Linked DNA regions of Homo sapiens: region 2 is linked to region 1. The links are chromatin loops, found by intact Hi-C in ENCODE. Cell type or tissue: endothelial cell of umbilical vein. All regions are shown on one strand. Links, peaks and the distances in the headings refer to the core of each region. The heading gives the core; the rest is flanking DNA. Region 1 overlaps ANO10 (anoctamin 10). Region 2 overlaps ANO10 (anoctamin 10).

Evidence for each region. Peaks named below come from ENCODE experiments on the same cell type or tissue, not always from the same donor. Only the 100,000 strongest peaks of a DNase experiment are listed, where the experiment ranks them.
Region 2: it touches region 1 in a loop (4-fold over the local background); 5 of 110 quality-filtered maps call a loop at or near these places.

Annotation. Positions count from the first base shown.
Region 1 is chr3:43,490,739-43,502,538 of GRCh38, forward strand. The region is part of intron 11 of ANO10 (anoctamin 10); the gene reads right to left. Among named protein-coding and RNA genes, the nearest start is that of ANO10, 130 kb to the right of the region's middle. RefSeq lists an enhancer at 122-622. In endothelial cell of umbilical vein, for the core only: no CTCF peak of the experiment used is centred there; DNase peaks (open chromatin) are centred at 6,403 and 7,363; H3K27ac peaks cover 3,425 bases.
Region 2 is chr3:43,414,192-43,425,991 of GRCh38, forward strand. The region is part of intron 12 of ANO10 (anoctamin 10); the gene reads right to left. Among named protein-coding and RNA genes, the nearest start is that of SNRK-AS1, 68 kb to the left of the region's middle. In endothelial cell of umbilical vein, for the core only: no CTCF peak of the experiment used is centred there; a DNase peak (open chromatin) is centred at 4,620; H3K27ac peaks cover 1,681 bases.

The DNA.
Region 1 (11,800 bases), core at 1,947-9,946:
ATTTGTTACAGTAGGTAGTTAGTCAGGCATGAGGAGGGCAGAAGGGTGCTCCCAGCACCACCCCCACACACACACCTGGAATGTCAGGTGACCATCAGGTGATGGTCAGGCGGTTGCTGACTCTCTTTCTAAAATAATAATTGGCCACAGCCGGTGCCAGGGAAAGGCAGTCTCCTAATAGATAGAGAACACCTGAAACTGGTGAGCAGCAGCTTCCCGATAAGATCTCAGGAGTTGGACAAGTGGGCTCAGGCATGCATATTAAGAGGCAGAATGGCAGGGGGGCGGGGTTTAAATGGCATATGACCTTCCAGGGACATTTGACTGGTAAGGACCTCAAGTGAGCATGCGTACAACTCCAGTAAACACACTGTGCATGCTCATCTCCCAAGCACTAGTAGGCTGCTGTGCATGTGGACATCTCACCTCAAGCGAAGAATCAGAAGGAATCCAAGACCCTGGAAGTATGCCAACATACAAAACCCTAAGTCAGGCCAGACACAGTGGCCTCATGCCTGTAATCCCAGCACTTTGGGAGGCTGAGGCAGGCAGATGACTTGAGGTCAGAAGTTCGAGACCAGCCTGGCCAACATGGCGAAACCCCATCTCTACTAAAAATGCAAAAATTAGCCAGGCGTAGTGGCAGGCACCTGTAATCCCAGCTACTAAGGAGGCTGCGGCACGAGAATCGCTTGAACCAGGGAGGTGGGGGCTGCAGTGAGCCAAGATTGCGCCATTGCACTCCAGCCTGGGGGATAGAGTAAAACTCCATCTCCAAGAAAAAACAACAAACAACCCTTAAGTCAAAGGTCAAACTGCACACTCCATCTCACAAGTCACCTGCTTGGACCTCTTCCACCAAGTGTACTGTACTTCCTTTCATTCCCACTCTAAAGCTTTTTAGTAAACTTTAACTCCTGCTCTAAAACTTGCCTCGGTCTCTCCTTCTGCCTTACCCCTTGGTCAAATCCTTCTGAAGAGGCAAGAACTGAAGTTGCTGCAAACCCATATGGATTCACCACCAGTAACAAATTAACAGAAAAATATACAGAATATGATATAATATAATAATATAACATGGTTTATTTCAGGAATGCAGAGATAGCTTAAAATTAGCAACACTATCAACATAATTTATTACGTTTTTAAGTGAAAAGATAACCATAAATTAAAACATAAAGGTTGGAAGATGGCCAAATAGGAACAGCTCCGGTCTACAGCTCCCAGAGAGATCAAAGCAGAAGATGAGTGATTTCTGCATTTCCAACTGAGGTCACCAACCTCAAAGACCAAAGGTAGATAAAACCACAAAGATGGGGAGAAACCGAGCAGAAAGGCTGAAAATTCCAAAAACCAGAACACCTCAGAAAAAACCAGAGGCCTCAGAAATAACACCACACATCTACCACCATCTGATCTTTGACAAACCTGACACACACAAGCAGTGGAGAAAAGATTCCCTGTTTAATAAATGGTGTTGGGAAAACTGGCTAGCCATATGAAGAAAACTGAAACTGGACCCCTTCCTTACACCTTATACAAAAATCAACTCAAGATGGATCAAAGACTTAAACGTAAGACCTAGGACCAGAAAAATCCTAGAAGAAAACCTGTCCAATACCATTCAGGACATAGGCATGGGCAAAGACTTCATGTGTATAACACCAAAAGCAGTGGCAACAAAAGCCAAAATTGACAAATGGGATCTAATTAAACTAAAGAGCTTCTGCACAGCAAAATAAACTATCATCAGAGTCAACACGCAACCTACAGAATGGGAGAATATTTTTGCAATCTTTCCATCTGACAAAGGGCTAATATCCAGAATCTACAAAGAACTTAAATTTACAAGAAAAAGGCAAACAACCCCATCAAAAAATGGGCAAAGGATATGAACAGACACTTCTCAAAAAAAGACATTTATGCGGTGAACAGACATATGAAAAAATGCTAATCATCACTGGTCATTAGAGAAATGCAAATCAAAACCACAATGAGATACTATCTCATGCCAGTTAGAATGGTGGTCATTAAAAAGTCATGAAACAACAGATGCTGGACAGCCTGTGGAAAAATAAGTACACTTTTACACTGTCGGTGGGAGTGTAAATTAGTTCAACCATTGTGGAAGACAGTGTGGCGATTCCTCAAGGATCTAGAACTAGAAATACCATTTGACCCAGCCATCCCATTACTGGGCATATGCCCAAAGGATTACAAATCATTGTACTATAAAGACACATGCACATGTATGTTTATTACGGCACTATTCACAATAGCAAAGACTTGGAACCAACCCAAATGTCCATCAATGATAGACTGGATGAAGAAAATGTGGCACATATACACCATGGAATACTATGCAGCCATAAAAAAGGATGAGTTCATGTCCTTTGCAGGGAAAGGAAGCCATCGTTCTCAGTAAACTATCACAAGATCAGAAAACCAAACACCGTGTGTTCTCACTCATAAGTGGGAGTTGAACAATGAGAACACATGGACACAGGGAGGGCGACATCACACACCAGAGCCTGTGGGGCATGGGGGGCTAGGGGAGGGAAACCATTAGGAGAAACACCTAATGTAGGTGACAGGTTGATAGCACCATGGCACATTTATACCTACGTAACAAAAGTGCATGTTCTGCACATGTAACCCAGAACTTAAAGTATAATTTAAAAAAAAAAAATTGATGCTTCAAACAGTTGATAATGCCTGTTCTTCAGGACATCAGACAATTTATTTAATATGCCATTTATTTATTGAAAGTATTTAAAATAATGGCAACTAAACAGGCTACCACATTTCCACAAAAAAGGACCATTAGCTCTTGAATGAGGTAAGAAACACAATAAAAAATAATTTAAGGTTAAAAAAACATAAAGGTTAAAAAAGCACTTGCTATACAATAGTTATTCCCAATTAAGATAAACAAACAGAAAATGATCTAAAATAAAAGTAGAAAAATATACTTAAATAAAAATCATTTATTACAAACCCACAGCAAACAACTTAAGACACAAGTCTCATTCTGTCACCCAGGCTGGAGTGCAGTAGCATGATCACAGCTCACTGTAATCTCCAAATCCTGGATTCAGGTGATCCTCCTGCCTCAATCTCCTGAGTAGCTAGTACTACAGGCACATACCACCACACTAGGCTAATTTTCCATTTTTTCACAGAGATGGGGTCTTGCTTTGTTGTCTAGGCTAGTCTTGAACTCCTGGCATTAAGCAATCCTCCCACTTCTACCTCCCAAAGTGCTGGCATTACAGGCATAAGCCACCACTCCCAGCCTGCAAACAATTTATTACATGGTGAAATAATAAGGCTATCACTATTCAAGTAAAGACTAAGACAGAGATGTTTTCAATATTGTTTTTGAGGCCCTAGCTAATGCAATAAGAGCAAACATAAAATAATTAGTATAAGTGGCCAGACGTGGTGGCTCACGCCTGTAATCTCAGCACTTTGGGAGGCTGAGGCAGGCGGATCACCTGAAGTCAGGGGTTCGGGACCAGCCTGGCCAACATGGTGAAACCCCGTCTGTACTACAAATACAACATTGGCTGGGCATGGTGGCAGACGCCTGTAATCCCAGCTACTCAGGCGGCTGAGGCAGGAGAATTGCTTGAACCCAGGAGGCGGAGGTTGCAGTGAGCTGAGATTGCGCCATTGCACTCTAGCCTGGGCAACAAGAGCGAAACTCCATCTCAAAAAATAAAAAATAGAATGAATAAATAAATAAATAGTATGAGTATTAGCAGAAAAAAGAAAACATTATCCTCATTTGCAGCTATGAGTATGAACCCAAGAAAAACTAACAACCAATTATAACTAATAAGAGTGCTTAGTAGTTATGGGACATATTTTTCAAAAGCTCTTCTTTATAGCAGTAAGAACTAGTTAAAAATGAAGATTGATTAGAAAAATACTATTTACAAGAGAAATAAATGCAATGAATTACCAACGAAAAACAAGGAAAGTACAGAGCTTATGTGAAAGAACTAAAAAATTTTATTGAAGGATATGTAATAAGTCATTGACAGAGACAGTGAATACGTTTTTAGGAGGACAAACTCATCACAAAAGTGTTATTCCTTCCAAAATTCATATACAAATGTAACACAATTTCAATCAGGGCCTAATGAATTTTGTTGAAGCTGAACTAAGTAATTTTAAAGTTTATATAAAAAAAATAAAAGAATTATCAACAAATTTCTAGAGAAAAATTGTAGTAGGAAAATTTTTAGGAAAAATTTTGCCCTATCAAATACTAAAACTTACTATAACAACTATAATCAAAACAATATGGATTGGCTCAAAAACAGACAAAAAGGTCAGTGAAATAGAAGAGAATCTCAAAATAACGTGATAAAAGTAGGACTTTAGGTTACTGGAAAAGACGGTTTAATAAATGATATAAATGACTATTTCTTTGGAAAATATGAAGTTGGACTCCTACTTCAAAACAAAAATAATTTTAAAAAAACAAAAATAATTTCAAAATTAATTCAACATCTAAATGTAAATAAGACACATAGCAAACAAAATTCAAAACTCCACCAAGAAATTTTGAGGATTATTTGGAAGTCTTAAGCAAGACAAGACACCAGGAGAAACAAAGAAAAATATACACTTGGGTTATATAAAAAATGGAAAAAAGTATGTATGTGATATATGCCAGAGACAAAAAATACTAAACAACAGATAGAAGAAAATATTTGTAACATGTGACCAAAGAGTTAATATACTTAAAATACAAAATTCCTGCAAATTCACAAGAAGAAGATAAACCACACTCAAAAGAAAAATGAGCTTAAGTCATGTGTAGGCAGCTTCACAGATGAGGCATGGCAAGTGGCCATTGAACATAATAAGAAAGTATTCTTTCTCAATGCTGGTCAGGAAATTGAACCTAATGCCACCTCAGACAACATTTTGCCTATCCAATTTGTGAAAAAAAAATTTTTTTTTTTTGAGATGGAGTCTCACTCTGTCCCCCAGGCTGGAGAGCAGTGGCGCAATCTCGGCTCACTGCAACCTCTGCTCCTGGGTTCACACCATTCTCCTGCCTCAGCCTCCCGAGTAGCTGGGACTACAGGTGCCTGCCACCACACCTAGCTAACTTTTTTTGTATTTTTAGTAGAGACGGGGTTTCACCATGTTAGCCAGGATGGTCTCGATCTCCTGACCTCATGATCTGACCACCTTGGCCTCCCAAAGTGCTGGGATTACAGGCATGAGCCACCACGTCTGGCCAGGAAAAATATTTTTAAGAGCAAGTAGACAGTAAGGTATATGAAAATGGAGCTCTCATAAATAAGTTACCAGGACACTTTTGGGAAAATGATCTCACTGTACCTATTAAAAGTAGTGCCTACTCTTTGATCCAGCAATCCTGCTTTCAGGAATATATACTCTATTGAAAAAGGGTATGTGTATAGAAAAGTTACACTGGTGGTAACTCAAAATATCGGAAAACAATCAGAATGCCTACTGACAGGAGAAAAGCTGGACCATGTGGAATATTCTGTAGCCATTACAAAGAGCAAGGTATATATTTATTTACCTGTATATATTGACATATGCAACCCCATTGTAGCCATGACAAACATGGTACCCTAGTGGTCTATTCCTAAGGAGTGTCAAATTTCAGAAGCACAGATCAGAAACCAAAACCTAATTTAAGAACAATTCTATTCTTTTTTTTGAGGCGGGTTCTTGCTCTGTCACCCAGGCTTGAGCACAGTGGCACGATCTTGGCTCTCTGCAACCTCCATCTTCCAAGCTCAAGCAATCCTCCTACCTCAGCCTCCCGACTACTTGGCACTACAGGGGCACACCACAATACCCTGCTAATTTACATATATATATTTTTTGGGGGTGGGGGAGCAGGGGCAGAGACAAGGTTTCGTCATGTTGCCCAAGCTGGTTATTCTATTCTTTATTTACTTTTTGCATGGTACTTACCATGTCTCCCCCTTTCTTCCCACCAGTTTTCTCCACACTTCACCACTCTGAAGCTTATCCTTTGTCCCCCACCCCTGAACCACAGCACCCAACTAAACCAAGTCCAAACCAAAATTCAAATCCTCCTCTGATTTTTGTTCTCTTCTCCCTTTCTCCTTCCTGGTTCCTCAAGATGTACAGTGATGTAAGCTCCTTCCTGTTCCTGATGATGCACAGTGATTTAGGCCATGTCCTCCCCCAGCTATGGAATTTCCTATATTCATATACTGCATCCTTAAAGACAAAGAACAACCCTACTTGGCAGTATGGGGATAGGGGATGGGACTGGGTTAGCAATTGCAGAATTTTCTTTGGTAGATGGGATGAAGAGTACATATGTGAGCACTTTTTCTTATTCTGTCACATTTCGAAAGATTTTTGTGATTTTGAATTAAGTGCAGACAATAAACCTACTGGAGGGTAAATGTGTGAGTAATTCCTACTTCCTTACTCCACAGGAGGCACATGCAAACTTACCTAGCATACAAAAGTCAGCGTGTGCACAGAAGGAAATCTCTATAATCTTTATCTGGTTGTAATAAGCGAGTAATGCTTTTGTAATTAAGGAGAAAAGATAGAAAACTTTAATAGTTTACAAAACAAAGAAAAGTATCCCCTAGTCACATAACCCTGTCTCCTTACATGTTTCTTTTGCCTCCTCTTTCTTTGGGAGAACTGTCTTCAGAGTTTCAACCTCTGGCAAGCAGCACACACTTTCTGCTCTGTTTTTCCTGATTGCAGAAAACTCCAGTCCCAGAAAAGTAGAGAAAGGAACTCTCTTTCAGGCTTGTGTTCCCTCAGCAGGGTGGATCTAAGGCTAGTTAATGAATCCACCCTACTGAATCTTTGGGAAGCTGTTCCTAAGACAGACATCCTGAGGAGCCTAAGTCCCTGGAGTGAGGGAAGGGAGGGGCCCCTACCACCTCCCAGATGCCCTCTGCCCTCCTACAGAACCTTCCTATGCCTGTGGTTTGCATGGGGGAGGGAAGCAGCATGGAGGGGGATTTGTATATTTCTGTGATATATATTTACATATTTCTATGAAATAAAGATTTTTATTCTGTATTTCTATTAATTCACCTCAAATACAATATTTTTGATACTGTTTTTGCTGTGATATATGAAAGGAAAAGCCAGTACAAATTGAGCTACTCTAAACATGGACTTAAAAGACCTGAGAGTGGAACTCATGCATGTATCTTAATGGTGATGCTTAATTGTAATTTTGTTGCATCATCTCTGTACTTCTTATATGGAATGACTCATATACTGTGTTCCTATCAGAATAAATTCTCAGCTGTGAATCAAGCATTAATCTGGTAATTATTTTAAAAGGATGTAAGTAGCATCAAATTTTCTGTTCATGTATTTCTTTAAAAAGTATGAATCACTGAAGCCTTGTTCTGCACTACAAAGTGTGTATGTGCAGCAGGATAAGACTTGATGCTTGGTTTGGCCACTGACTGGCTGTTGGCAGGTACAGCAAGGAGACAGTGGGAGTTTTCCTGCCCACTTCTTGGGAAGCCACTGGCTGTTCTGACCTTGGATATTTCTAATGCCTCCCCAGAAGATGGGTGGTACTCAGCGGGCAAGCCAACTGCCCTCCACCCCTGCAAAATCCAGCTGATTGAGGGAAGAACTGTGTAGTAGGGCAGATGTGACCTAACCTGGGAGGACAATCCCTGATGGCAGTGTTACCTACCAATTGTGTCAATAGGAGAGACCTGCCCCCAGCATGTCCTAGAAAGTAACAGAAACTCTGATGGGATGGCATATGGAGGGAAGAGTAGGGAATAAACACCACCTCCCGTGGCTTTCAAAGCCTGCCTAAAAGATCCCAAGTCCAAAGCTTAGCACAGAGGAAACCCAGCCATTCCCTTCCCTCTACTTTGTAGTCTGGACTATGCAGCTTACTATAGCTGAGATTTACTGATGCTGTCCTTTGTTTTTCAAAAAATATAATCCTCCCTCTTATTCTTGCGCATCCCCAGGGAGAAGCAAAGAGCAGTCAAAATATGAATGGGACTGTCCTTTTCAGCAGGTAGGGTAAGAGGGGAATAAAAATCAGAAAAATAAGATATAACATTTCTTGTACTCAGTGCTATAAAATAATTTAATCCTTGCTATATGCATATAAGGTAAACACACATATATGATCGTTCATTGTCAAATGGTTCTGCAATGCGACAGTCTTGAGGCTGTGGTGCTTGGGCACTGGGGGTAAGTCCCCAGACCCGACTACCTGAGGTGGTGGTGAGTACTGAGGAAGAAGCTAAAAATCACACCAAAACCTGGGGATTACATTGAGCCTTCTCCACCACAGTTCCAGGGCTCATGTAGAGAAACCACTAGAGAGAGGGGCAGTTTGTCCCTGTTTGTCCTTGTTTTTCACGTGTCTTCAAATTTCTAACAATGGCACAGGCAAATGCAGAGTGAAAATAAACTCGGCAAGTATTTATCAAACGATACTTGTGATAGGGTACAGAGACCCTATCACAAAGAGTTTACAATCTTTTACAGTTGAGGAACCCAGTCATGAAACAAATATAAAACATTTCCACAGCCATGTACAGTCAAGTGTATAGTTCAAATGATATACCTCCATAGAAGTACACTGAATGCTCTAGATGGGGAAGTATTTACTAGGGAGGGTTTGGCAGAGGAAGTCTGTCTTAGATTGAGCATCAAAGGAAGTATAGGAAGTAGGCTGACAGGAGGAGCATTGAGCAGGGGAAGAGGGCATTTGCAAGGCACAGAAGCCAGGATCAGCAGCAGTACAAAAACTGGGTGCTAGAGAGGAAGTTCAGAAATGCAGGCAAACCACACTTCCCACTATTATTCTTTCAACAATCTAGGATACCAAAAACTGTAAGACACCGTAAGACACACCATTCTCCCATATACCACCAAGAAAAAAAAATACTGCCAATTAAATAATTAAAGAAAGTGTTCTTATTACCTAGAATTCTAATTTGAAGGGCTCTTTTTAAAACTTCTTTAGATAGATTTTTTTTTAATAATCACTCCTGTGCTACCTACAAAATATAAGCAAAATATAGGCTTGTTAATGTACTACTAGATTTTTTTTTTTTTTTGAGACAGAGTCTCACTCACTCTATCGCCCATGCTGGAGTGCAGTGGCGTGACCTCGGCTCACTGCAACCTCCGCCTCCTGGGTTCAAGCGATTCTCCTGTCTCAGCCTCCTGAGTAGCTGGGACTACAGGTGCATGCCACCACACCTAGCTGTTTTTTTGTTTTTTGTTTTTGGTATTTTTAGTAGAGACAGGGTTTCGTCATGTTGGCCGGGCTGCTCTTGAACTCCTGACCACAGGTGATCCACCTGCCCGGCCTCCCAAAGTGCTGGGATTAGAGGCGTGAGCCACTGCGCCCAGCCCCATGTACTACTAGATCTTTTAAACATTCAGAGTCCAAGACTTCTAAATCAAGTTTTATCTCAGAGTTGACAATGCACAAATTTTCCAATACAAAATCCTCTTATGTGGCCTCAGCAGTGTGGGTGATGCAGCAGTCCTTAAAACAGTGCTTCACCACTCTATCCAGGATTTCCTTCCAAGCAGCTGGCATCCATTTGCAAGCTTCCATGCTGGTGCTTTTTCTGATCTTATCAAAAGGGGTCAATGAAAGGTTTATAGCCCCACCCAGAATTCATTTTCTATACTGACTGAAACCATGAGGAGTTGCTGTTGCCAAATCACACTACCAGAAATGGCCCAGTGTTGACATTCAAATTTGTCCACATGTTGACGATGGCAGCTCCCTGATATCCACTGTAAAATACATTCAATTTCAGAGGTACTAAAATGTGGGAGAAGTTAACCTTAGGCTCAGTGAAATGTGGTGGTATGATCTCTTAAGCTTCTGTCCTAAGCTATAACTCTGCAGGTATTAAAAGTAAAACCAGTCTTGAATGTAATTGACTGAAATCACGATTTGCCTTTTCAACCCTGAGTGACACTTTAGTGCACAAACACAACCATTACAGAAATTATCCTAATAAATATCTTACTTTATCAGTGTATATACTCTGAATTGGGTTGGCATAATCTTAGAAGGTTTAGAAAGACTCCATAAGCTTTGACATCTACATGACTTCCTATAGCTCAACCTAGAATGGTGATCAACAACAACAACAACAAAAACGGAAGGCAGACCATCTTATAACACAGGTATGTAAGAGGGCTGGGGAGGGCGCTGTACGTACAGTTGAATCAACTCAAATCTCTCAGTGAAGAAATTAGTTGTATTCTGAAACAGAAGATGCCATCGTCCATTAGTATAGCTATGAAGAAATACCTGAGGCTGGGTAATCTATAAAGAAAAGAGGTTTATTTGTCTCATGATTTTTCAGGCTGTACAAGAAGCATGGCACCAGCATCTCCATCTGGTGGGAGCCTCAGGCTGCTTCCACTCATGATGGAAGGTGAAGGGGAGCCAGCTATGCAGTCACATGGCAAGAGAGGAAGCAAAGGGAGGGGAGGTACCAGGCTCTTTAACAACCAGCTCCAGCAGGAACTAACAGAGTGGGAAATCATTCGTTAGCACAAGGATGGCACCAAGCCATTCATGAGGGATCTGCCCGCATGACCCAAACACTGCCCATTAGGCACCACAACATTACAGATCATATTTCAACATGAGGTTTGGAGGGACAAACATCCAAACTATAGCAGGAAGTGTAAAATCTTATAAATTCCCAATACTTTAAAAAGACAATAAAACACAAAATGAAAAATCTAGAGAATCTGAAGCAGTGAAGGGGGTCTGAGAAATCATGAGGTCAAAGCTTCTTAGTAGAGAGGCAGAGGAAAGCAAAGGGAAGAGAGGTTGAAAGAGGCCAAAACACATTACCTGGATGCAATGAAGACTAAGATTGTTACCCTGACAAGAAAGACAGCTCATTATTCACTTTCTACTTTGCCACACAGCCCAGCATAATAATGTCCACACATGACTGATATTCTGCTGAATGGAACTAAATCTGTCCAGGGATTGGTGGAAAGAAATGTGGTGGAAGATGACAGTGAGTATTATGGAGAAGGGGAGGAGGATAGCCACAGACCCCAGCCAAGGAGCTATCAAAATGATCTGTCTCCAATTACTTCACCCACATCCTATTCTAAGCCACAGAGTACAAGAACACCAGTATCAACGATGGTCTCCGTTTGGTGATTTTCCACTTTTCTCCTTACCTCACACCCATAGGATGGCTACTATAAACAAACAAAACCAGAAAATAACAAGTGTTGGTGAGAATACGGAGAAATTGGAATCCTTGTGCATTGCTGGTGGAAATGTAAAATGGTACAACCACTATGCAAAACAGTATGGAAATTCCTCAAATAATTAAAAATAGAATTACCATATGATCCAGTAATTCCACTTCTGGGTATATATCTAAAAGAACTGAAACCAGCATCTTGAAGAGATACATGTATACCTATGTTTATAAAACATTATTCACAATAGCTGCTATAGTTTGTATATTTGTTCCCCCAAACCTCATGTTGAAATCTGATCCCTGATATTGGAGATGGTGCCTAGTGGACAGTGTTTGGGTCATGGGGGCAGATTCCTCATGAAAGGTTTGGTGCCATCCTTGCTGTAATGAGTGACTTCTCGCTCTATTAGTTCCTGCCAGAGCTGGTTGTCAGAAAGAGCCTGGCACCTCCCCGCTTCTCCTGCTTCCTCTCTCACCATGTGATCTCTACACACCAGCTCCCCTTCACCTTGCACCACAAGTGGAAACAGCCAGAGGCCCTCACCAGA
Region 2 (11,800 bases), core at 1,500-9,499, 77 kb before region 1:
GTTCAGATAACATCAGTTCAAACAATGGCTACTCTGTGCAGTTAGTCCTTTTCCCTTTCAGAAAAACAGAATAAAAAGAAGACGAAAATGGGGAGAGAGCAGCAAAGAGAAAAGGAATAGTGACTGATACACAGACAAGATACTATACTTGCAGCTCAATTCTATATGTTTAATATTATTAATATTATTAGAAACTCTATGTTCTGATTTATTTCAAATCAACTGCTCAGTGTATTCTGGCATGAAAAGAGTAGATTTATCTTTCAAGCTTGAGTCCCAAAAGAGATATCCAACAGGAGCCTCATAATTTTTGAAGGAAGGCTACTGCTTGGTGACCTGATACCACTCTTCATTTCTAGAAATTCATTTAAAATCCAAATTAGTTTTGGCTAATTAGCCTTTCAAAACGACCTGTTTTTGGTTAAAATACAGTGGGATAGTAAATATTTTTAAGGACTCACAGGTTTGGGAGGGATCTGAGACTGCTTCTTGCCAGAAAGCACGTAATTTTCCAAAGAAAGTGGTTTCTTCTTTTCTGGAAGATCTCTAAGAATGGAGTATTAAAACCATCCATCTCTAAGCATGGAAATATTTTATATCCTGATGGTCCACAATTTCTTTGTTACACTCAATTAAGAATTTTGTGTTACTTATACCCATGTGCTCTGTTCATTCTGCATCTTCCTAATTGATATGGTAGAAAAGCCACAGACTTAAAGTCAATGACCTGGGCCTAACTACTTCCTCACCCTGTATGGTTGTTCCTGTCATTGTGCTTTTTTTTTTTTTTTTTTTTTTTTTGAGACAGGGTCTTACTCTGTCACCCAGGCTGCAGTGCAGTGGCATGATCTCGGCTCACTGCAACCTCCACCTCCTGGGTTCAAGAGATTCTCGTTCCTGAGCCTCCTGAGTAGCTGGGATTACAGGCATGCACCACCACACACGGCTCATTATTTTCTATTTTTAGTGGAAATGGGGTTTCACCATGCTGGCCAGGCTGGTCTTGAACTCCTGACCTCAAGTGATCTGCCCGCCTTGGCCTCCTCAAGTGCTGGGATTACAGGTGTAAGCCACCGTGCCCGGCTGTGCCCATTTTACAGAGGAAGAAACTGAGGCCGAGAGGTTTGGTAACTTGCCCAAGGTTACTTAGTAATGGTGAAAGCTGGTTTTTAAAGACATGTATACCTGATTCCAACAGCCATTTTATCAACACCAAGACACACAAAACACCCACCCTGCTCCTGGTGGATTTTGATTATGTCCTCAGCAAACCAAAATGCTTCACTCAAAAGCCAATGTTTTAGTACAGACTGTGAATAAAAATGACAGTTCTTATTTTTTCTTTCTTTCTTTCTTTTTTTTTTGAGATGTAGTCTTGCTCTGTCGCCCAGGCTGGAGTGCAGTGAGAGGCATGATCTAGGCTCACTGCAACCTCCACCTCCTGGGTTCAAGCAATTCTCCTGCCTCAGCCTCCCAAGTAGCTGGGATTACAGGTGCACAGCACCACGTCTGGCTAATTTTTGAATTTTTAGTAGAGACAGAGTTTCACCATGTTGGCCAGGCTGCTCACGAACTCCTGACCTCAAGTGATCCACCCGCCTCGGCCTCCCAAAGTGCTGGGATTACAGGCATGAGCCACCATGCCTAGCCAAAAAATGACAATTCTTTAGCGAGTTTCCCTGATTATAATTGTTAAATCACACATCATTCTCACAGAAGTGATCTGTGGACAGCTATCCTGGATAAAGTTTAAATAACCTAGACTGATGTTGTTAAAGATGGCTTTCCACAACTGACATTTTAAAAAGTGAACTCAGTCCAAGAAGTTAAAAAAAAAAAAAAAAGTCTACCTGGATTTATTCTATCTCTAATCAAAACAATATTTCTCACATATGAAAGTAGAGGGGTTGGAGCTGTATCTTCCAGACATTTGGCAGTTCATTTTCTCTTGTGCCTGTGACTAAAACCAGACTTGCAAATTTAAAATATGCCTATCTTTTTTCAGAAATATTCAAACAAAAAGTGTCTACAAATCTACGCATACACTGCTTAGAGCAACTTGGATGAAGACCTGGGGAGAATCCTGAGATCCATTTATTTTCCTAATAACAAATAATACAAGATTCTTTCCAAACTGGTTTGGGAGAGAGATCAAACGTTTAGTTATACCTCTTGATAACAGTTAGTTGGCAGATAGTAACTGCCTTGTAGAGTCTATCTAAAAGAATAGCCATCAAAAATAAAAATACAAAACTCAAAAATTTATGGGGGAAAATTCACTTGTTCTCAACCATATTTTTATTAATAGGAAAATACAACATGAAACAGAATTCTGAAAGGAAAAGGAGGAGAAGATGTATTTGTCAACTGAAATTCATAGTCCAGTGGCATTTTAGCAGGTCTGGTATTCTGCTTTTTGCTCTCCCACTACTTACTTGTGAGGCCTTGTTCACATAATTTTAGCTCATTTGTAAATGGAATTACCAAGGACATCTGGTTAAACACCCAGAAAACATGACATAGTCAGAACCCAATACCAAATCTGATTTCATGGTTACCCTGAAAATCCACAGGATCCCCCATCCATTCCCAGCCTCTTAATCCAACCAAGTTTAGAGATTATTGTCAATCATCAACCATTCTGGGGAGGCAAGTCCATTTGATCAATGCAATGGATCAAAAGACGAGTTATTTCAAACATCCACTCTGTGTACCTAACAATCGCCTCATTAACTTATTTATGCCAACAAAAACCCTTCTGGTGTCATTTCCAATTTCAATAGGATTTTAAAAGGAAGGTAAACTCTAATTTAGAACCCATGTGCCCAAAGCTGTGCTAGGCACCTTCACATAGTGATACAGGAGTTAAGAAGAAATTACTTAGGCAGATAGGGTACAGAAGTCCTCAGTAAGGTTTTCCTTTTAATGAAAAGCAGCTCCAAATCATTTTCTAACAAAGAGCAGCCTGTAAAGTCCAGCTGCAGACACAGACAGGCAAGCTGGGAACTTGCACGGGTGAATGCCAGAAGGAAAGAACTACCTGGGACTAGGCATATTCAAAATGGTGGCTCCATCTTCCGTTCTCTGCCAACCACATGTGTAGTAAGAAGGAGACAAGATGGCGCTGGCCAAGGGGAAAGTTTATTTGCATAATAACATTAGGGTGGGGCGACCAGCCTTCCCCACGGCTATGTAAACGTCACACCTGACTGAACCAATCTGTGAGCCCTACTTAAATCAGACACTGCCTCCTCAAGCCGGACTACAAAGTCCGGCGCATCCACTACCGGTTGCTCTTTTCCTCTCGGAAGTCCCCTCTCTTACTAGAGAGAGAGCTGTTTTCCTTTCTTTTTTTCTCTTTATTCTGCCCATTAAACTTCCACTCCTAAACTCCTCGCGTGTGTTCGTGTCCTAAATTTTCTTGGTGCAAGACGACGAACCCCAGGTATTTACCCCACACAATGTAGCTGCTTCAATAGTGCTTTTATTTAAAGTCAAACATAAACTGCTATATTGCGACCTGACAGGTCTATTCTTATAGGCTGTGCGAGGATTAATAAAGATAGTGGACTGCTAGTGCTCTATCAATGGCAAAATTAAATAAATGTTAAATATTATATTTCAGGTCACATGGAGGTTCAATTCCATACATGTCTCACCAAGGCTCCCTCCCTCAGCTCTAAGCTTATAGTCTATGGTCTAAAGAGCCTCAAGGATGGTTCGATAACAGCAATGATATCAAAGTCCAAAGAATTGTCTTGGATGTTAAACTGGAGGTACTAAGGTGGTAAAGAATTGTAAGGAAGGCCGGGCGCAGTGGCTCACGCCTGTAATCCCAGCACTTTGGGAGGCTGAGGCAGGCGGATCACAAGGTCAGGAGTTAAAGACTGGCCTGAGCAACATGGTGAAACTCCATCTCTACTAAAAATAAAAAAATTAGATGGGGGTGGTGGCAGGTGCCTGTAATCCCAGCTACTCAGGAGGCTGAGGCAGGGGAATCGTCTGAAACTGGGAGGCAGAAGTTGCAGTGAGCCAAGACAGTGCCATTGCACTCCAGCCTGGGTGACAGGGCGAGACTGTCTCAAAACAAAAACCAAACCAAAACAAACAAACAAAGAATTGGAAGGAAAACTTAGCCAAAGGGCTAGATCTTTATTGGTTGTTACTTATGCAGGGAGAGGTAGCTAAGAGAACATGGGACTTTAGGGCCAGAGACCTGGGTGTACAGCATGGGCTTTTTCAAAGTGCTGAGGGTCTGATTTTAGACAAATCACATATCCTTCTTAGTGACCAATTTCCTTTTCTTTTTCCATTTTATTATACAAAAGTAGAGAGAATAATGAACCCCAACTTACTCATCACCTGGCTTCAACAATGATTAACTCATAGCCAAACAGTTCATCTGTCACCCAGCCTCCCTTCCTGGATTGTTGATGCATTGGTTATCTATTACTGCGTAACAAATTATCCCAAAACTTAGTGGCTTAGAACAAGCATTTATTATCTCACACTTCCTGTGCGTCAGGAATTTGGAAGCAGCTGGGTGGCTCTGGCTCAGAGTCTCTCACAAAGCTATAGTCAGGATGTAGGCAGGAACTGCAGTCATTCAAAGGCTTAGAGCTAAGGCTAAAGAAGGGAATGGCAATAGGTCCCTAAGCCAAAACTGGCCTACAGCCTGTTCGGTAAACAAAGTTTACTGGAACATAGCCACGCTCTTTCATTTACGTATGTCTAAGACTGCTTTTGCATTACAGCAGCAGAACTATTAGCTGTGATAGAGACTGGATGGCCCACGTGCCTAAAGTATTTATTATCTGGCCCTTTACAGAAAAAGTTTGCCAACTCCTAGCCCAGAGAATCTGTTTCCAAGATCACTTGCTCCCATGGTTGTTGGCAATAAGCCATGTTCCTAGTCCTGTAGGCTTCTACACTGGCTGGCTGAGTGTCCTCACAACATGGCAGCTAGCTTCGCAAGAGGAAGAGTGATTCAAGAGGGAGAAGGCAGAAGCCATCATGTTGTTTAATGACCTGGCCTCAGAAGAAACATAACGTCATTTCTACAGTATTCTACTGATCACACAGAAAAATCAAGATACAAAGTGGGAGAGGACTCCACAAGGGCATAAATACTAGGCAGCAGGGATCACTGTAGAACATCGTAGAAGCTGACAACAACAGCTGGAGATCCATTCCTTAATCTGTAAAGTCAGAATTCCTAAAAAGATCATTTCTATAGAATTTTTCAACTCTAACATTGGACAATTATATGATGCAGAGAACTTCTGATATATTTTTGTGTTTCAATCATAGATGTATTCAATTAGTATTTGTTGCATTTTTTTTTTTTTTTGAGATGGAGTCTTGCTCTGTTGCCCAGGCTGGAGTGTGATCTTGGCTCAATGCAACCTCCGCCTCCCGGGTTCAAGCAATTCTCCTGCCTCAGCCTCCTCAGTAGCTGGGACTACAGCTGTGCACCACCATGGCTGGCTAATTCTTTGTATTTTTGTAGAGATGGGGTTTCACCATGTTGGCCAGGCTGGTCTTGAACTCCTGACCTCAAACAATCCACCCACCTCGGCCTCCCAAAGTGCTGGGATGACAGGCGTGAGCTACTGCACCCAGCTGTTGCTGAATTTTAATATCTGTATTTTCATTTTGAGTTACATATGGGTTCACTATATTACTATTTATGTTCTCATAAGCATTATTTCTTTATGAAGTGATTATTTTCCTTTAGGTAGTATTTAAAAGAGTTCTTAAATCCAAACATTTCTTGTTTTCTACATTCTATTCTTAAGAGAAAGAAACAAATGAGCAAACATGTTGTTCTTAGGGCTTTACTTTAAAAGTCTAAATTTCCTAGCCTATCAATCACTAATATATTTCAGCCCAGTTTCTCTATGTTTATTACATAATATAATATTCAGTCATATTCTTGAGATCCTATAGCATTGGAAATCAAGTAAAAAATATGCTGGGCACAGTGGCTCACGCCAGTAATCCCAACACTTTGAGAGGCTGAGGAGGGTGGATTGCTTGAGCCCAGGAGTTTGAGACCAGCCTGGGCAACATGATGAAACCCTGTCTCTACAAAAAATACAAAAATTAGCCCTTCATGGTGGCGCACACCTGTAGTCCCAGATACTCAGGAGGCTGAGGTGTGAGGATAGCTTGAGCCCAGGAGGTGCAGGTTGCAGGTTGCAGTGAGCTGTGAACATGCTACTGTACTCCAGCCTGGGCAACAGAGCCAGACCCTGTCTCAAAAAAGAAAAAGAAAAACAAAAACAAAAAGCAAAAGCAAAGGAAAAAGACAAAGAAAAAGAAAAGGAAAAAGAAAGGAAAGGAAAGGAATACTGTTTGTTACAGTAAACAAAAAATTTCCTATTTTAGCAGTTTACTAGTAATTAAAAACAAAGTTTTTTTTTAAGTGTGGTTTCCTACACTTTTGGTGTAGGAAAGTATATTAAATATTTAATAATGGTTTCCTGAATCTAATACCCAACTATAACACACACAGGATAATTTCAAAGTCAAAGGATTAGCACTTAATAGTTGAAAAAAGGCACAAAGGGATGGGGCTTTGACCTTAATGATGTTCACTTAATTAATGACTATTTCATTCAACGATTATAAATCTACATTTCTGGAGTAATCCTGCTTCCAAAAAGCTTCTTGTCTGGTAGTCATAGACCAGTATCTTTAAATTCGATGATGCCAACAGTATAATCTTTTAAAAAGAATTGGCCAGGGGCCAAGCACGGTGGCTCACACCTGTAATCCCAGCACTTTGGGAGGCCAAAATGGATGCATCACTTGAGGTCAAGAGTTTGAGACCAGCCTGGCCAACATGGCGAAACCCTGTCTCTACTAAAAATACAAAAATTAGCTGGGCATGGAGGCACACACCTGTAGTCCCAGCTACTCGGGAGGCTGAGGTGGGAGAATTGCTTGAACCCAGGAGGTGGAAGTTGCAGGGAACCCAGATTGCGCCACCACACTCCAGGGTAGATGACAGAGCAAGACTGTCTCAAGAAAAGAACTGGCCAGGGCTGGGAGCGGTGGCTCACACTTGTAATCCCAGCACTTTGGAAGGCCAATGTGGGTGAATTGCTTGAGCTCAGAAGATCTAGACCAGCCTGGGGAACATGGTGAAACTTTGTTTCTACAAAAAATAAAAATAATAATTAGCTGGGCATGGTGGTGCACACCTATAGTCCTAGCTACTTGGGGGACTGAGGCAGGAAGATCATTTGAGCCTGGGAGGTCGAGGCTGCAGTGAGCATGCATTCCACTGCATTCCAGCCTGGGTGACAAAGTGACATCCTGTCTCAAAAAATAAAGAAAAGAAAAGAACTGGGCATGGTGGCTCATACCTGTAATCCCAGCACTTTAGGAGGCCCAGGTGGGCAGATCACTTGAGCCCAGGAGTTCGAAACCAGCCTGGGCAACATGGCAAGACCCTGTCTCTACTATAAATATACAGAAAAATACAAAATATTAGAGAGGTGTGGTGGCTAACACTGGTAGTTCCAGCTACTTGGTAGGCTGAGGAAGCAGGATTGTTTGAGCCTGGAAGGTCAAGGCTGTAGTGAGCTGTGATCGTGCCACTGCACTCCAGCCTGAGTGACGGAGTAAGACCATGTCTCCAAAAAAAAAAGTTTTTTTATTGTGGTAAAATACGTGTAACATAAAATCTCTACCTCCCTCTTCATAACTTTTTCATCTAACAGTATAATCTTTTAATTTCCTAAAATATTTAATAAAAAGTAAATAAATGGATACATAAGCCAATCCTAGGCATTTACCTGCAAAAGAAGAGCTGCTCTCCCATATGTTGACCATCATGGCAATGCAATTATTAATCTAATACAGAATATGAGATTGGAACTCTAACTTTAAAAAAGAATACATCTTTTTTGTTGTTGTTGCTATTGTTGTTTTTTGAGATGGAGTCTCGCTCTGTCGCCCAGGCTGGAGTGCAGTGGTGAGATCTCAGCTCATTGCAACCTCTGCCTCACGGGTTCAAGCGACTCTCCTGCCTCAGCCTCCTGAGTAGCTGGGATTACAGGTGCGTGCCACCATGCCCGGCTAATTTTTGTATTTTCAGTAGAGACGGGGTTTCACCATGTTGGTCAGGCTGGTCTCAAACTCCTGACCTTGTGGTCCGCCTGCCTCAGCCTCCCAAAGTGCTGGGATTACAGGTGTTAGCCACCGCGCCCACCCTTTTTTGTTGTTTTTAAATATAGTTTTAAGCATTCTGATATCTCTAGAATTTATTATGAGGCAAGTTTTTTCTTTACCAATGCAAATACATTTGAATGACATCTGTGAAAATGGTCCCAAGCACACAGCCATCACTTCTACAGCATAGTGGCCCCAAGGCCTTTCTCTGTGGAATGGACCTGTGCCTCCAGGCCCCCTCTTACCACATTGCTTCCAATCTATCAATGGGGTGACTTGAAAAATGGTAAATTTTATTCCATTTCACAGCCTATTCAGTAGTTTTCATAAGAAAAAATAAATCTGCCTATGATTTGGCCATGTTTCTCACATCTACGGGGAATATTAAGATATATAAATTTTACAGTTTGCTTAGCAAACCAATGAGATAAGTAGTCACTTACATACATTGTTTACTGAGGAAGACAACGATCAGAAGAGCTGTAGTTTTATTTTACTGTCTGGATGCCTCTGTGCACTTTAAAGAAATTTTTCTCTAGTGAAAACATAAAATACAGGAGGAAAAAGTCTACCCATCAGTGATAAAAGGAGGATTGCTCCAGAGCCTGAATTAGTTTTCTAGCTAACAAGTACAAGTGCAAAGTACAAACTATTTTAGAATTCTTTCTTGCGTGATTTGGGGTTATTTTACAATCTTGGGGAGCTACTCTTGTTACTGATGTCAATCACAGTCAGATTTTTTTTGGAAAAAAAAAAAAAAGGATTTGAGCTTTATCAAGGCAAGGTATGTGGTCCTTCTAAAGTGTCCACATACAATTCTTCAGAATGCATTCTCTTCCCCAGTGATCCCAGAAAGGCACATGACCTGTTTCCATTTCTGCCAGAGTATCTATTTTAAGACTCTTTTTTTTGTCCAAGGACATCATTTGTCCTTATTTATTTAATATATTGGCTTGTGAATTACATGTGAGTCAACAAACTCAGTTTGATTAAGTGGATATTTATTCAGAGTCTATTGGGCGCCAGGCCCTATGCTGGGTGAGGGGACTCAGCAGTGAGTGAGTCATCACCTGGCCCTCGGGGACCTCGCAGCTCACAAGGGAGACTGAAACAGAACAAACTATAGTGGGGCAAATGAACAGAAATGGGCACCAGGCTCCTGTTACACAATGGGAAGAAGGCTTTCTCCAGGAGGTGGGGTCTGTGAAGCTGACTGCAGAGGGCAGGTATACTGGTGGTCAGAGTTACAAAGTAGGAGTGCTTGGGAATCTTGCTAGACCCAAAAGGTGCAAAGGAGCCAGTATTTATTTGTGCATTAATCATCTTTAAAGGAGGTTATCATTTTATCAATTGGAGAGAAATTTACTGTGCAAAAAATTACCTGCAAATGGCTAACAGACCCTACCGTGGAGAGCTGTTCTGAAGAGACACTGGCACATGCAAAAGGTTTAGAACAGTGCCTGGCTCATGTTCTCACACACTACATGTCAGCTGTTACTACCTCATTGTTATTACAGCCCAGCTGTGTTAGGTCATGAAAATAGGTGGGATTGCCACAAAGGTAGAATTCTGACTCTCCAGGCAAATCTGATGTTACGGTACCATTTTATCCTAGAATTCCTTGCTGGGTTCACCCAGCGAATGCATGAGTTGGTCCTCCTCCTCCCTCATCATCCTCATTCCCCCAACACACTGCTCCATAATGGGTCTTACTCACATTGCCTCATTCCAGCCTCATTCTGACTTTGCCCCATTTGAGTGTTGGGGGGACTCTAATACAGGAAGGTCAAGTCACTTCTCTGCAGCTACACAGGGCTGAAACCTCCTTTGCAAAAATCGTTGCAGTGAGAAAGTTATGACACTGAAAGGGATCTGATCTAACCAACTCCATCTTGCTTCCAACCTCTAAGCTAGCTGCCCTTGCTCATTCCTAGGCAAAGGCCGAACTAACTTTGGAAGAAACTTAGTTTATAGTTTAACTTTGAAACAAAGATGATTAACAGTCCTTTCCTGAAACAAACTCCTTTCTTGCCTGGGAGCCAGACCACCTTTATAAAACTAACAAATTAGCCACAAGACTTGCAACTTCCCCAGTTACTCCTGCAGATAACATGTAGAATCTAAGATCGGTCTTTTAAAATCTCTTTTCCAGTTTTTGCATTTCTGAGGACTGATGGCTCCACCAGATTCACCAACCAGTCCTGTGGCCCTCACCCAGGAACTGACTCAGCTGAAGAAGACAGCTTTGACTCACTGTGATTTCACCTCTGATCCAATTAGTCGGTACTCCCCATTCCCTGGCCCCCTACCCACCAAACTATCCTTGAAAAACTCTAGTCTGAATTTTTGGGGAGACTGATTTGAGTAATAATAAAACTGCTCTCATGTTCAACCTGCTCTGCATGAATTAAACTAGTTCTCTAGTGCAATTCTCCTGTCTTGATAAATTGGCTCTATCTGGGCAGCGGGCGAAATGAACCCTTTGGGTGGTGACAGGGCTGGAAGACAAACCTTCCAGTGAAAGAAGAAAGGGAGAGGCAGGCTCAGACAGGCCACCCAAATGATAGATATACCATAAACTTTGGTACTTTTTACTGGGCCTAGACCTGACTTGGGGCCCCAGGAAGTAGACCACCCCTTCCTAAGGACTGTGGCTATTGGCTTTGTTAGAGGCTAATTCTGTATTTGGATTTAACATTTCATTCTGAACTAGATGTTAGCAGATTAATATGTGATTACCTATTCAATAGTCAAATACTTTAGCACCTTAATTCTAGGCTGTAAAATTTTACAGTTTCCATTAAAAATGCTTATGTATTTACTGTAACTTTTTTTTTTTTTTTTTTTTTAAATAGAGATGAGGTCTTGCCATGTTGCCCAGGCTGGTCTCAAGCTATCTGTCTGCCTTGGTCTCCTAAAGTGCTAGGATTACAGACATGAGCCACTGTGCCCAGCCTCTATTTACCTTAACTTGAGAGCACAAATGGAGCGGGGGGAAGAAGTTCAGAAGTTCTTACGAAATGTTGAAAAAAACCTATTAAATTAGGTTAATATTTAACCTAATTTAACACTGAATACTTAAATATAAACCAAAAATAAAATCCTAAGCTGCTCAACTAACAGAACGGACCCCCTCCCCTGGGCCAAAGGGACCTCAGAGAATCCTGGAAAGCTGAATTCTCAGCCATGACAGGGAGGTTGGCAGGCCTCATTATACATTCTCCCTTTTGGAGTTTAGGTACAAATGACTACCACCAGCATTAACATTAAAATAGAGATCATTAGACTGTCAAAACAGACCCTTTGTGGCAGTAAGATAACAAATTGCAACCTGGCTGCAGTACAGCATCACATGACAGATAGCAGACCCCAAAGGAAATCAAATATTTTACCCCACAATATATTTCTTTGACGTATTTTGAAATGGTTCCACAATACTATCTCTTGTGGGGGAAATCTGCGTCTGTAGAGAATATCCATTAATACAGCCAGTCCTTTCCTGGATCTAGGAGAGATGAACCAAGAGTCTGATACCTCTTAAGGTCTGAAGAAACATTTACCATGTATCCCCTCTGAAGGGTGCTACCATCTACCCAACAAGAACCTTGGCTTCCACAAA